2 separate regions of the Homo sapiens genome follow, and region 2 is linked to region 1. The links are chromatin loops, found by intact Hi-C in ENCODE. Cell type or tissue: PC-3. All regions are shown on one strand.

What was found. Hi-C counts contacts between places; a loop is a spot of excess contacts. Peaks named below come from ENCODE experiments on the same cell type or tissue, not always from the same donor. Only the 100,000 strongest peaks of a DNase experiment are listed, where the experiment ranks them.
Region 2: it touches region 1 in a loop (3-fold over the local background); 1 of 110 quality-filtered maps calls a loop at or near these places.

The regions. Positions count from the first base shown.
Region 1 is chrX:108,533,986-108,541,985 of GRCh38, reverse strand. COL4A5 (collagen type IV alpha 5 chain) reads right to left here. Exons shown (of 53, transcript NM_033380.3): 2 at 2,181-2,240. Among named protein-coding and RNA genes, the nearest start is that of COL4A5, 98 kb to the right of the region's middle. In PC-3, a CTCF peak has its summit at 4,777 (motif pointing right); no DNase peak of the experiment used is centred here; H3K27ac peaks cover 1,115 bases.
Region 2 is chrX:108,395,401-108,403,400 of GRCh38, reverse strand. The region is part of intron 2 of COL4A6 (collagen type IV alpha 6 chain); the gene reads left to right. Among named protein-coding and RNA genes, the nearest start is that of COL4A6, 39 kb to the left of the region's middle. In PC-3, no CTCF peak of the experiment used is centred here; DNase peaks (open chromatin) are centred at 3,790, 5,230 and 6,680; H3K4me3 peaks cover 3,238 bases; H3K27ac peaks cover 6,929 bases.

The DNA of each region.
Region 1 (8,000 bases):
TTCAGGGTTGGTTTTCATTGATTGGTCTTTTTATTGACTGTAGATCACTTTTACTTGGTAATTTTTAATTGCATACTGGATATTGTAGGTAATATGGAGAGATTCTGGATTCTCTTAACTTCCTCTGAAGAGTATTGATTAAACTTCTATTTTAAGAAATAGTATAGTTAACTCAGCTGAACTTGAACTTAAAACTCCATTCTCCTTTCAACGGACAACGGTTAAATCTATGCTCAGTTATTGCAGACTTCCAGCTGTTCCTTTTTGCTGGGTTGTATGAACCTTCCTCTATAGTTATAAACTTCAGGATTCAAGCAAGAATTTGGATGGAATCTATAAGCAATTTTTTGAGCTCTTTCCAATGTGTTTCCCTACATTCCAGTATATCCCTCTTCACTTTTCAGCCATTCTGGCATCCTCAACTCTGCTGACTCAAGCCAGTAAGACCATGGGTTTTTGTCTGGGTTTTAGCCTTCCTTTGCCATGCAGACTAAGGGCTGTACTCAGGGGAAAAGCCATATAAATGCAAATATGCCCAGTGTATTTCCTTTCTTTCAAGTGCAGATGCCTCTCCTCTTTTTCCTTTGGTTATTCTCTTGTACTATCAAGTAGCTGTTATATTTTGTCCAGAGTATTCCATTCTTATCTCAAAAGTTAATCTGATAAACATCACTCTACTATTATATGAAGTTAATCCCTCTTGGTATTTTCTCCACTACAGAAAGCACCCTTACTGCGAAACTACTCCCATCAAACTAATGTTACTCAAATAAGTGTTCTGCAGAAGACTATCCAATTAATATTAATAGCTGCTCTGTTAAGGGGAAAGTCTATAACATGGTCAAATGGGGCTTGGAAATGTAGCATTACAAAACAAACAAATAGGTTTCTTTGCTCCAGAACTTTTAAGAATGTCTAATATGCTAACGTACCTTCTATACCTCTAAGTAGATTATGCCCTAGACATACTGTCCTAAACTGCTTCATATATAATTAGCAGCATTCACTCATTCATTCAAAAATACTGAGCCCCAAAGAGTGGAGACAAGAGTATGATCCCATCTCCTAGTATAACTCTCTTTAGGCTATAATTTACTATCCCTTTTATATTTGATAATATTAATGTCATTCACTGATAGTGATTAGGCTTATGCTATATAATCTTCACCAATACTTACTTTGTAATCATAATATCTGTACAATAGGAGATGCTGCTGTGGAAAAAGTAAGATAGAAATAAACATTCAGCTGGGCATGGTGGCTCACTCCTGGAATCCCCTGCCAAGGTGGGCAGATCACTTGAGGCCAGGAGTTCGAGACCAGCCTAGCCAACAAGGCGAAACCCCATCTCTACTAAAAATACAAAAATAAGCCAGGCATGGTGGTGCATGCCTACAATCCCAGCTACTTGGCAGGCTGAGGCACGAGAACTGCTTGAACCCAGGAGGCGGAGGTTGCAGTGAGCCTTGATTGTGACACTGCACTCCAGCCTGGGTGACAGAGCAAGACCGTGTCTCAAAAACGAAAAAACAAAAAAAAAGACTTTCATCTATTATTAAACTGCATAGACTAGATAAAAATACATGATATTGCCTGGTATCTGGCAGAGATTAGTAGCTTGATAAATGTTTAGTTTCCTTCTTAAGTGTTTTTCCCCTGTCTTTGCCTATTAAGTAAGTCAGTGCCTTCAACAAGACCAATCAGAGTTTGGCAGATTATAGCTCTCAGGCCAAATGCAGATATTAAAGGACCCCAACACTTACCCAAAGGTAGCCATTAAGCTAGGGTTTCTGCACTATAGTCCCTTCTGTGGTCGCCAGAAATATGTTACGGGAAAGAGGTCCTGATCCAGATCCCAAGAGGCTCATGTTCTATGATCCAAGAGCTAAGAATATTTTTTAGTCACTTTTAAAGTTCTATTTATATAAATAAGAATATGTGACAGAAACTGATGTGTCCCATAAATCCTAAAATGTTTGCTATATGGCCTTTTACAGAAAATCTTTGCTGACCTTAAGATATAATCTAATCCTTATAAGCTCTCTAAAATAAGCAATGCAATAGGATTCATTTCACTTACTTAAGTACTGAGATAGAAGCTCTGTTTTTAAAAAAATATTTATTAAAACCATTAGTTTACTGGCTTTACTAAATTTTCAAATGCCAATCTAAGACCTCACCTTTTCCCCTTTTATGCCACTGCAGTCACACTTTGATCCTGGAGAACACCCATAGCAAGCCTATAAGGAAGAGAAAGAGGGAAAAAATCATTAAATATGAACCCAAAAATCAGACTCTGACTTACAGCTCAACTGAAATCAACAATCCAAACTTGAAAGATAGATACCAGAAAAATATCTGAAAAGATATACGAAATTGCAAATAACAGTTACCTCTCAGGAAGCTTGCACCTTTTATTATATACACTTCTGTCTTAACTTTTCAAAATGAGCAAACATAATTTTTATAATTTTAAAGTGAAAAATATCATTTTACAAGACATTAAAAATGAGATATCTCTCAATAAAGGCTAAAGATGGAAAGCTACACCATCTTCTACTTACAACAACAAAAACCCATGCACATATATTCACATATAAAGTACAGACATACATTTCAAAGTTAATTATTCTTACATTAACAGCCATTTGGGGTTATCACTACCCTTTACCTCTTCATTAATGCATGAGTGTTGACAGTATGCACAATCTAAAATATGTTAAAAATGGAAAAGAAATTCATACAACTTCCCTGTAATATGATTTGCCACATGTCCAAACTCTCAGGAACTCTCCTTTTTTTCTTCTAACATTGCTTGTAAAAAATTACCTCTCACTCTGTATTAGCAATGACCTTGGCAACTAGACAACAATGCCTACCACTTCAAGTCACTTGTTTCTCTCCATTCATGAGCAATCATGGAGCATAAAATATATAACACTATCTTTTACCACCTTTCTTTCTTTTCTTTGCTCCTACTCCTTCATCACTAATAATAGCTCAGTCTCTAACAGCTTTACCATAAATGCTGCTCCCACAGTCTAGATGTTCTAAACAGGCATTCAATCATATTAGGAATTGAGGTCCTCAAGCCAGAAAAATATCCTCCTCCAAAATAGAAAACCTATAGAGGAAAAGAATACAGTATGTGACTTCTGCCATTCAGTACTATCCTTTACTCTTAGAAAATGAACTGCTTAGAAAAACAAGTTAGTTTAATATACATGGATAGCTCAGTGTTTACTTACAAGGAGGTGGCATTCTTTTCATCAGATAGATACCAGACTGAGTTACTGAAACCTTCATGTGACATAAATACCAAATAATGCCCATCAATCTTGAGGGCCTTTGATATAAAATACCTTAGCCTGCTGCTCAACATTCCATGATTTCCTTTACTCTAGTCACTACCAAAGTACCCTCCTCAACCCTTTTGAAAGTACTGACCTTATCCTTCTGGTCAGAACTCCTAACTCACTCAGCTGCAACTAAAAGTCACCTTCATACTGAAACCTCTTTTCCTGATTATAAGAGCAAACTACAATGGCTTGATGTTGCAGTAATCTCTCACTCACACTACAAGAGGCTGCTCCAGTGAAAGCTGTGCTCCTGACACGTCAAACAGAAAGTCTGCTATGCCGCTATTATTTATTATTCATAGATGTTTGGGGGTTATATACTGATTTTAGTATTTTACGCTAACTACACTACAGATTAAATAGGCTTATTCAGACTTACTCATTCATCAAATATGAATTGAATATTACTAGAGGACAGAAAAATTGTTAGGCACTAGACTTCTAAGATGAGTAACACACAGCTCCCTCCAACATGTGTAACTAATTCAAGAAATACTTATTGATCACCTGTTATGTGACAGCCACTATGTTATGTTAGGTGCAAGTAGAAGTACAAAGTACATCATTGCTCTCTAATGGGAAGGATGAACCCATCTACAAAAAATTATATTACAATGTGCAGGAAACAGAGGTTAATTAAAAATATATAATATTTTTCTGCAAACATAAATTTTAAGTTCCAGACTATGGATTTTATAAAATTTAGAAGATACCGTTTCACAAGAAGATACTGATTCACAAGTTCACAAGACAGTAACTGTCAACAGTCGTAGTCCCTGAATTAAATTGTGCATATTGTCAACACTCATGCATTAATGGAGAGGTAAAGAGTAGTGATAACCCCAAATGGCTGTTAATGTAAGAATAATTAACATTTGACACTGAAATGCATGTCTGAACTTTATATGTGAATATATGTGCATGGGTTTTTGTTGTTGCGAGTAGAAGACAGTGTAGCTTTCCATCTTCAGCCTTTATTGAGAGATCTTCTTCTTTTAAATACAAATTAAGCTCCTAAAAATAATGCAAAGCAATAACCTGACAGGATTTCATTGATATGAACAAGTTTCTATGTGACCTTTCTTTATAATTGCATTTTGACTTCTCAGTATCCAACGATAGCCCCTAACTCCTAATATAATTTATAAACAAGCAAAACCTTAAATACTCTCGCATGTCATTTTACAAGTAATTTTGTATAATTTTTTGCAATTTTTTATTAACATGTAGCTTTACTTTAGAGAGAGCACAGATTAAAACAGTTGTGAATTATAGATAAATGTGTTTAAATTCAATTTAAAATTTTAATTTATAGTCTATTTATTCCACCTAGGTTATGAGAATGACTCTGGTACTCATAGGTTAAAACAAAACAGGCAATTGTAATACGCACACCAACCACTAGATGCCACTTTCTATACAGTTATAACAGTGGCGCCCACAAGGAGATAGCCCCAGTTTGACATCTGGTTAATGGAACAATTTGTTTTTTTACCAACATCTATTAATATTGATTAGGTGTCTAATAAACACAAGCACAATAATAGTTCTATGAGTTGTACAAAAGTACATGCAGGTGCTACCTTTAAGGAACTTCCAGTCTAGGTTTTTTGTTTTTTTAAGTAACTAGGTATTTTATTTTTTAAGTAACTGGGTATTTTCAGGACATATGAAAAGAATATCAAAATACAATGGAATAATGATACAGCGGTATATCATAATTTTACTTCAGAAGTTGAAACATTTGACCATGGACAAATCATTTCCATACTCTTTGGCTGTTTTCTCATTTGTAAAATGGCATACATAGACAATATGATCTCCTTAGGTAGCTTCCAGATTTCACTCTCTGTGATTCTGTAGGATTTGCCAGGTAAAAATGAGTGGTATAGTCAATAATTGCTATCAAAGTTAAGAAAAACAGTTCCCTTGAGCCTGAAAGTATTGACAAAGGCTCTGTGGAGAAAGTGAATACCTGGACTTCAACTTGGAAGGATAGACAGAAAGCTACCTAGAGGAAAAATTGCCATGCTAAGCATGATTAAAATACAAAATTGATTGGGGCAAAGAAGTAAAATGAACATTAAGTACCTCAGTCTAAAAGGCTAAGTTCATATGAAAAAAACTAATTTTTCGAAATCACTGAAGATGAAAGAAGCAAGAAAATGATGAAACTACAGTAATATTTTAAATTTTTATTGTGGGAGAAAGTAATAAATGAGTAAGGAAAGTTTTGTATTATCACACAGTAAAACACATCACAACACTACAATAATTAAAATAGTATGGTATTCAGTTAACAAAAATAGGAAGGCCAGAAACAGATTTACACATGCAAGCACGTGCACACACACACACACACACACAACTACTATATGATAAAAGTTGACGTCAAATAGATGTGAAAACAATGAATTTTTCAACATATGGTGCTAGAATAAATATAAAAAATAATAAATTTAGATCTCATGCTGCTACAATTAAAACAGCAGATATTAGACTTAAAAGTACAAATAAAAACAAATTCTGTATGAATTAGGGTCACCTAAAGAACCTCACAAAAATTTACATACCAGCAACCCATCGTAAAGATTCTTCCAGTAAGCTGAAGTTGAATAGCAGAATCTGAAATTTTAATAAACATCTCTAAGTAATTTTGATTCAGGTGTTCCAAGGAGACACATACTACAAAATAATGGCAGAGAGAAATAAGAAATATTCCAATAATGTGGCCAGTTAGGTATCCAGACTGAAATGCTTACTTAAAAAAAAAATGCTTGGAAAAAAGTAAAAACTTCTTCCTAAAAGCATCAAAGGGAAGCACAGTAGGATTTATCAAATCAAAATCTAGGGAAAACCAAAAAATGAACTGATCAATGAAACTACTTTTTCCCGGAGGACATATGCCAAACTTGGATAATTTTTGGGTTTTGTTTTATAATTTCTTTTACTATAAGGGTGTACCACGCATAAATGTACCTCACAATCCCACACCCAGGGAGGTGGAAGAAAAGATCTCTTGGTGCTTAGCAGAGAAGTACAGGAAAAAAAACCCTTAAAAAACTCACCACAAACTGGCCAGATTTGCAATCCAAATTAGCATTACCTGAGTGGACTCTGACTGCATTGACCTTCTAGAGGCTGGGCAAAAATACATACTGACTCTACGTAGAAAAAACATGCCTTCATAGTAAACTTCAAATAATTCTAATGTATCATTTTTTTAAAGGAAGATGAGATTTCCTAATTAAAAACCATTAAGCATACAAGAAAAAAAACCATAAGCAAAAGCCAAAAGAAACATATGACAACAGAAAGTACTCACTAAATATTTCACACATTGGAATTATCAGATAAAAAATATATAGTAACTATCTTTACAATTATAGAAGAATTTTTCTAACTTAAAAATAATAAAGGGAGCCAGCAATTGTATGAAAATGACATAGCTCAATCGAAATAAAATATAAATTCTAGAAGTAAAAGCTATAGTAATTGAAATTTAAAACTCAATGGATGGGCTTCACAACAGACTAGATAGAGCTGAAGAGAGACAGTATAAAGTTAAAAGACTTAGTAAAGCTAAAAAGAAATTATATATAATGTGGCATAGAGATAAAACATGGAAACTGTGAAATAATCATTAAGAGACATGGAAGAAAGAGTGAGGAAGAATAACATAAAGGAAATTGGGATTCTAGAAGAGGTGAGAGAGGGAATAAAGACAATACTAAAGAGACAACGGCTAAGATTTCTCAAGAAAAATCTACAGATATTTGTGATTCAAGAAACCAAACAGATTCAATGGCATAAAAATAAAACCTGAAACTAGGTGCAGCAGAACATAACTGCATAACATAAAAGTAAAGGAAAGGCCTTAAAAGCATCAAAAAAGACAAGACAGACCGCCTTCAAGAGAGTGAAAATTAATTTACAGATTAGTTCTCAGAAGCAATAATCAAAGCCAGAAGACCACGGAATGACATCTTTAATATGCTAAGAACCCAGTTCTCTTCATCCTCCCCCTCCTTGACACTTACCCTTCCCAGTCTCTGTTCTCTGTCTTTCCACTGTCTACCTCCATATGGTCAATTTTTTAGCTCCCACATACAAGTGAGAACATGCAATATTTGTCAATCTGTGGCTGGCTTATTTCACTTAAGAGAATGACATCGAGTTCCATCCATGTTGCTGCAAATGACATGATTTCACTAGTTTTTATGGCTAAGTAGTATTCCATTCTGTATATGTACCACATTTTCTTTATCCATTCACCTGTTGATACACACTTAGGTTAATTGCATATCTTTGTGATTATGAATACTGCTGCAATAAACAGGCAAGTGTAGGTATTTCTTTGATATATTGATTTCTTTACCTTTGGATAGATACCTAGTAGTGGAATTGCTGGGTTGTATGGTGATGCTATGTTTAGTTTCTTTCTTTCTTTCTTTCTCTTTCTCTCTCTCTCTTTCTCTTTCTCTCTTTCTTTTAAATATCCATACAGTTTTCTGGTGGCTGTACTAGATTATGTTCACAACAGCATATAAGAGTTCCCTTATTTTTTTTATCCTTGCCAACATCTGTTGTTTTTTGTCTTTTTATTAATAGCCATTTTGACTGGGATAAGATGATATCTCA
Region 2 (8,000 bases), 140 kb after region 1:
TAATAGAGGGAATTGAGGAGAGGTATTATTTGTATACATAATTATGAAGAATATTTCAGAATTTATTAAACATATGAATCCTCAAATTCAGGAAATACAACACATACCAAAACAAGATGAGAGAGAGAGAGAGAGAGAGAGAGAGAGAGAGAGAGAGAGAGAGAGAGCTAATCTTTGCATAGATACATTGTGGTGAAACTTTAGGACACCATCAAGAAAAAGATCTTAACAGCAGAGGGACAGATCACATAGAGAAGAACAACAATTACACTGAAAGCAGATCACTTACCGATCGAAATGGAATGCAAAATTTAATGCAATGCAAGAAGAAAATAACAAATCTGCTATCTTAGAGGAAGATTTTTAAACACCTCATTCAATTATGAATACTTCAAGCAGATAAAAAATTAGCAAAGATATAGAATATTTGAACAACCTAAGTACAAGCTTGATATAGTAAATGTTTATAGAACACTATATCCAACAGTTAGAGAATACATATTCTTCTCTAGCAGACATGGAACATACATAAAAATTGAGCATGTATTCGGCCCTAAAGCAAATTACAACAGAATTTAAAGAAATCCATACGTCTAGAACATGTTTTCTAACCATATGACGTCAACAACAAAAAGATAATTTTCAAAATCCCTATGCATTTAGACATTGAAAACACACATAATATTATAATAAAAATTAAATTTTAGAATTGAATGATAACAAAAATACTATATATCAAAACTTGTAGCATGTAATGAGATTTATACATGGAAAAATGTATGTTATTCAATTCTTATAATAAGAAAATGAAGACTAAAAATTAATGATATAGATATTCAACTTCAGAAGTTAGAAAAAGAAAAACAGAACAAATCCTAAAAAGTTGAAGAAAAAGTTAGGAGGAGAAATTAATTAAATAGAAAACAAACATGCAGCGGAGAGGATCATTAAAGTCAAAGTTGGTTTTCTGAAAAGAATAATAAAACTGAAAAACCTCTGGCAAGGAAAAAATGTCGCAAATAATATCAGCTATTAAAAAGAAGATATAACTATATATGCTCTGGATATTGAAAATATGATAAGAGGATGTTGCAAACAACTTTATGCCATTAAATTTTGCTTAAAATAAAATAGACAAATTCTTAGAAGAATAACGATTAAAGAAATGCATTCTGTAGTTAAAGTTATACTAATCTTTTATGAAACAGATTATCTCAGTCTTTATACAGATTTTCCAGAGAATAGAAAAAGCAGGAGTACCCCACCAACTTATTCCATGAGATCAGTATAACTTTAAGGGGAAAAAAAGATAATGGCAAAAAGAGAAAGGAAAATTACTGGCCAGTTTCTTTTATGAACATAAATGTAACAATCCTAAACAAAATACTAGGAAAGTAAATCCAGTAGGATATAAAAAGGAAAATCTATCATGACATGTTGGGTTAATCTCAGGAATGTAGCAGTGGTTTTAACATTAAGACATGCATAAATTCAAATTACAATATCAATAGATTGAAGGAGGAAAAATATACCCATCTCAGTAGAGAGATTTCCCCACAATAGTACATGGATAACTCCCTGGCAATTCACTTGACCTCCATAGTGGATGAAACATTTTAAAAGCAATAAGCTGTGAGTTTTAGGTCTTGGTTTTCAGTTTGGTTACTCCCTGTTAACATGTAAATGCTGCAAATTTTTATTTTAGTTAAAAATAAAACTTATGTTGCCTGATTACAAAATAATATACCTGCATTGTAGAAAAATGGAAAAATGCAGAAAAGAATAAGGAAGAAAAGTAAGAGTACCCACCCATAATTCCACAATTTTTAACTTTTTCAGTTCATATCCTTCCAATAGATTTTATGTATGTGTATATATTTGTATTGTAAAGGAATGTGACCATACTGTACATATTATGCTATCGTAACCTATTTTCATTTATCAGTATCATGAATATATTTAATATAATCTCCCTAACAGCCTTATACATCACCTATTAATGACCACATTTTATCATATTAAATAGATATTATATTTTACTCCCATATTGTTACACATTTTAGGTTGTTTTCAACCTAAGTTCTTGAAAATAATACTGTGATTAACACTTTTATAGCTGAGGCTTTATACTTACTTATTTTCCTTAGGGAACATAACTACACATAAAATTACTATGTCAAAGGATGTGCACATTTTTAAGGACTCAAGAAATGACTATTTTCAGACACATATCTAAATATATATATGAACTTAATAAATAGTGAAGGTAGCACCTCAAATCAGCTTTTTTGGAGATAGTTGACAGTAATTTTGAAAAAGTGAAATCTGTATTGCATACAAGACACCACAATATACATCGGGTATAATAAAATCTTAAATGTGAGAGACAAAACCTTGAAAAATTCTACAAGAGAACATAGAGAAATATTCTCATATAAGTGTGGAATAGGGAATGACTTTCTAAATTCTAAGGATGTTATAAAGCCTGAAAGGCTAAAGAAAATTCTTGATACCTTTGAACACTTTCTAAATTTTTTGTGTCAAAAATAGTTCATGGAAAAAATAGTAGGCAAATGCCACATTTGGGCAAATATTTACAACGTGAGTAAAAGAAAGGCTTAATTCATTACTATATAAAGAAATGAAGGCTATCTTTTATCTGTGCATTTATATTTAAACACACATACACATTCATACACATACACACACACACACACATACATACATACATGGGCCTTTTTCAAAAAACAGAAGATAAGACTTTTTCTTTTGTCCTTTTTCACAGTGGGAGCTGGAAAAGAGATTTTCTGAAACCAGATTGTAAATTGCAAAAGGCATTTTTCTCTGGGGTTCAGGTGAGATGAGGCAGCAGTTTCACCCTGCTGTATTTGGACCCTAGATAGAAAGCATATTCCTTTTGTCATTGCTCTGAGATGCAGCTCTAGCCTTGAGCTAAGAGCAAAAATAAGTGAGCTATGAAAATCTGGGTGTGACTACTAAAATGCTGATAATTTAATCTATTACAAGCAAAAATGAGTAATGAGATAGTACCATCTTTATGTGATTTATGGCCAAAGTTTTTAACATTGTAGTAAAGAAGTCTCTTATTTTAAGAGACTCTGAAAGAGCGAGGAGAGAGGGAAGGAAAGGAGGGAGAAAGCGGAATTAAATGACAAACCTAGAGACTTCTATTTCCTGGGGGTAGTAACAGCAAAATATTTGCCCAGCAGTAAAGAGGGCAAAGAAATCACTTCTTAGAGAATTGTCTAAAGACATTTTTTCCTAGCAAATAATAATCTCTACAAACCTTCACCTCATAATAAAGGAGGCTCAGTACTGGCCTTCGGAAAAGAAAAGTTTTATTGGCAGCCATGTAGTCTGAATACAGAGTCTGATAGAAATCATAAAGCATGTCTTGACTGGTAGTCATGATGACAGCAATAGAATGGCTTTCAGGCACTAAAAGGAACACAGTAAACTCCCTGAAATTAGCCATCTCCACTGTCTTTTTCAATGTGAGACTGACAATACTTAGTTTACAATTCAGTGTGATCTCCATGTTAAACAAGTAGGAAAATCAGAGTAGGCTGGGAATTTTGGAAGCTTCTGCATTATCTGGGTTTATGTTCTTAGATGGGCTTTTCTATAGTCCCTTTGCATTATCAAACTTTCAAAATGGTTAATAATGAAATATACTAGGATGAATCATTGGATTATTCAATGGTGATTAAAATCTGCTGCTTTCCCTGGGTGTCTCATCTTCCTTCCAGCCCTAGCATTTTGTGTGTTGAAAAGAACATTGCCTGAAGGGAAAACACTTGCACAAACAGTACACTTGGAAACAATCCAACTAAAAACTTGGAGGCATGTTCCTGACCCAAATAGGAACATATCCTATTGTCTTTTTGCCCCAGTTTTCCCTGATTTGTAGTATTTAAAGAGTTGCTGTTTTGAAGAAATTACAGTATAATTTATACCAATCTAGAATGTAAATGTAATTGGACAATTTACAAATTAGATAGGTCTAGTACTAATGAAAGGCACAAAATAAAAAATCTTAGAGTCTATTTGAGACCATTAACCAGGGCAGAATCTAACATAGTACATTGAACTTAGTGGGCATTTCATACGTGTTTGTTAAATTAAACTGAATGAGTTCGTAAAACAGCATTCTCTCTATTACTGCCTTGCTAAAAATTCTTGCATGGTTTTTCATTTATGAGAAATCCAAGTTCAACTCCTCCTCCCCTTCTGTACCCAGCAGTAGTCAGCAGCTTTATTTCATACTACCTACTTATGTGCCTCCTTCACCATGGCCAGCAAAATAGATATAATGCCTCCCAAGACTTTGACTGGCCATACTACAAAAAGGATGCTCTCCCTTCAATTTATCCAAACACTTCACAGCCTTCTACTTACAGCATGGATTCCACATCCTTCTGCTTATTCTGCCCTGACACTCTAGCGCCAAAGTATTTATTGCCACTTTTCTCTTTTGTCTTTCCCTCTTGTTTGACTCTTACCAAGTATACTTATTGGTTTCTCCAAATTCGCAATTTTCCAGTCTTTTTTTCTCAGATTGTCAACTCTTAGAAGTGAGAAGTTCCTAGCATATATCTCTCTGTACACCCTACCTCTTTTTTCTGGGTTCTTAATCTAGGGTCTTAATCAAGGAAGGCGATCCCTTAACGGTCTGTGGATAGAACTATATTTCAATGTAACCTACTTTTTTGGTAATCCTATAGGTCCTATTTTAGTTTTGAATTTTTTCATTGAAGTAGAACATCCATCTAGAAAAGTGCACGAATCATAAGTGAATTTTTGCATGATGAATAGAACTGTATAACTACCACCCAGAACAAGGAACAAGAATGTTACCACCACTACAGAATATAGAACCTAACACATCCTGACTTCTGACACCATAGATCAGTTCTGTATGTTCTTGAACTTTAATTAGTAGGAATCACTGTTATGTGTTTAGTTTATGCATTTAAGGAATTGTTCTGAGAAGATGTCCAAAACACACAGACACACATAAATTTTAAAAGGTACAGAACCATGGACAACCTTTTAGGCTTTCCCAGATCTAAGATTTCTGAGTTTGATTCTTTACATAAAATGAGGGGGAATTTGCAGAAGTAATTGCAAAAGTAAAGTGACTCAGAATCAGAATCTGATAATGCCTAAAATAGATGGGCAGTGCCAAGGATTTGCGAAGATTGATTCATCATTAGTCAGTTCTTGCCGTGAGGGTAGGGTGGGGCGAGTACTTTTTGACCTACCAAATGAGCTTTAACTATTTTAACATATATTGCTCACGGCTTTGTGTTTTACTCTTTAACAATAATTTTAAGAATAGTCAGCTGTTTTGTGGACTAAACTCTCACATCGTCTAACACGGGGTCTTGAGTGTAAAAAGAACTCAGTAAGTATCTGCTTAACCATTTTGTGCTTCAGTATCTGCTTGGCCATTTTGAACCACAATGTCAGCTAATTAGCCTTTTCAAAAAGGTACATTTTTGTCTAATTGGTAGTTTCTACCAGACTTCAATGGAATTCCTTTGCTTGGTATCAGCTATAGAAAGATGTGTTTGCACTGAGGGTGGACAACACTACAGCAAGGACCTACATGTGTAGGCAGAGACTGATCTAACTAATCAGTAAAAACTGCAAATGAGCATCAGTTCCATACAATGTCTTTGTGATATGATTACATCAGTATACCTACTTCTCCATATGTGTTTTTTTTTTTTTCAGGGAGTTAGATGGCTCCTCTCTGCTTGTTCTTTTTGCCTAATATTTTTGTTGTCCTGAATATCTTCCATTAATTGAATGTCATGTTTTTATTGCTTACTTGAATGCATACAGCATTCAAGGGCTGTGGCAGATGAAAAAGAAATAGAATGTGCTGGTCTAAATCACCTAGTAATTTAATGACTAGTTTGAGAAACAAGACATAAAAAGAGATAAACAAAAGTGCACGCCTGACTATATTTAAGCAATAAATGATAAAGACATTAACAATTGTTGATTGTTAAGTGAGTAACCCACTTTTGGAGAGGATGAGGAAGGCCTCAAAGAACAGATCATCACCATCATAGCTAATTCATAATTTCTATGTAGAATAGGCTTAGGGTATAGCAATCTGAGTAGAAGGAAGGGTTGAGGGACTTGTCCTGAAACTGCATTTACATTAACAAACATACTGTTCTTATGTAGATTATATGCTTATTTATAATGGATCTTGAAGAATACTTAGGGCCTGGCTTAGTGAAGGAGAGAAAATCTTCTTGGTTGAAGAGTCCCAATCTACTGTGTGTATAACTGAATTTGTGGAAGATACGATGTGTAAGACAAGGTTTCTGTTCTCAATAATGTTGTAACCTGCATGGAGAGGCACCATATACATGAATAGAAAGTCATTACAAATAGAAATAATTTTGAGATAAATGTCATTTGCAAGTGCTAAGTGATCAAAGGAGAAAGAGAGGTCAGCATTTGCCTTGGTGGTCAGGGAAGCCTTCCTGGGTCAGGTGAAACTTTGAGCTAGGCCTTGAAAGAGACATAGAAATCGAACAGGCAGAGAAAGGGAGCTCATGTCAAATTACATTGATTGTCTTCCCTGACTTCACAGTCAGCACTGAATGAACTCTCTTCCTGTGACTCACCTTCTGAATGACATCATTTTATAAATCTTAGGTGCATCATGACTTGCGTTACTTTTGAATTGGAAGTGTTATCTCCCCAACAGCCTGTGGAATGATTATTTAGCACTGGCAGGTAGTGCTGCATCATACCTTTCTGTTCTGAAAGAGTTAACAGAGCTTCTATAGGTATCCAACCAGAAGTTCAGGCACTGGACCTAGACTTTAGATAACAGAAATGCCTTTGTGCTGGAGTACACTTAATGAGAGAGAGCACCTCTGTCCCGACACATTTGATGAATTCACTCAATTTGGGAAAACCCAGACCAGCGCACAGACACTAAGATGAGAAAAGAAAAGGTTTCGTTCACCTTCTTCATTCCAAGGTTGTGAATTCATTCTTGGGAGGCCTTGAAAAGGGAGGGTGGAAAGAGTAGGAGGAGGAGTGGAGGTGGGGGATACGGAGTTTCTGACCTGAATTCCACAACAGAGGAATGTGTGAACAGCAAGAGACACAGGTACAGGCTAGTGCTCTCACATACCTGAGGAAAACAGATTTTACCCAACTTCCACTCTGTCCACTCTGCAGACAGTTGACAGTGTGGTAAAGAGAATTAATAATTCTATATAATTATTTTATTTAATAACTTATTTTTATTTACTAATTTTATTTGTTATTATTTATTAATATGTTTTATTTCCCAGAGTTTAGGGAGGGTACCGTGAAAAAGGAGAGAGAATTAACATTTTAAAACACTTAAACACAAAAAAGAAATTGGCTGTAGAATGTCCAAAGTGAACAGTTTAATGCTGTTTAAAGCGGTCCTGGATCAGCCATGTTTAAATGAGGTATATGAAGAACAAAAATCATGCTTGTTCTGATTCGTCATAAAACTACAAGGTGGTTAACTGGGAGAGAAAATGACGTCAGCCCCTCTTATTATGAAGCCCTTTGGGAAAGCTAGTTAGATGTATTTTTTACTATCTTTGTGAGAGACCCTTGGGACAGAAGTTAGTTTCAGAAAATGCAAAACATCCACAGGGACAATCATAGTACATTTGTTCACATTGCCATGCAAACTGTAAAGGCAAATATAAACTATAATTCAGGGCACATAGAAAAGTTAAGGAAACATGGGAAGTTGATTCTCCTGCTTAATAAGACTGACAGGATAAACCAAAGTCAAATCATTTATATTTTATAAGCTGTAATGTTTTCTAGATATTGGGTTAAGGAAAAACATGAGATACCTGCAGTTATTGCATCAACTCATTGTAATTTTTGCTTATAGTTCTTTTCTTTTGAGATTGATAAATATTATCTGTGGAGATTTTTCTTCTCACCTAAAGAAA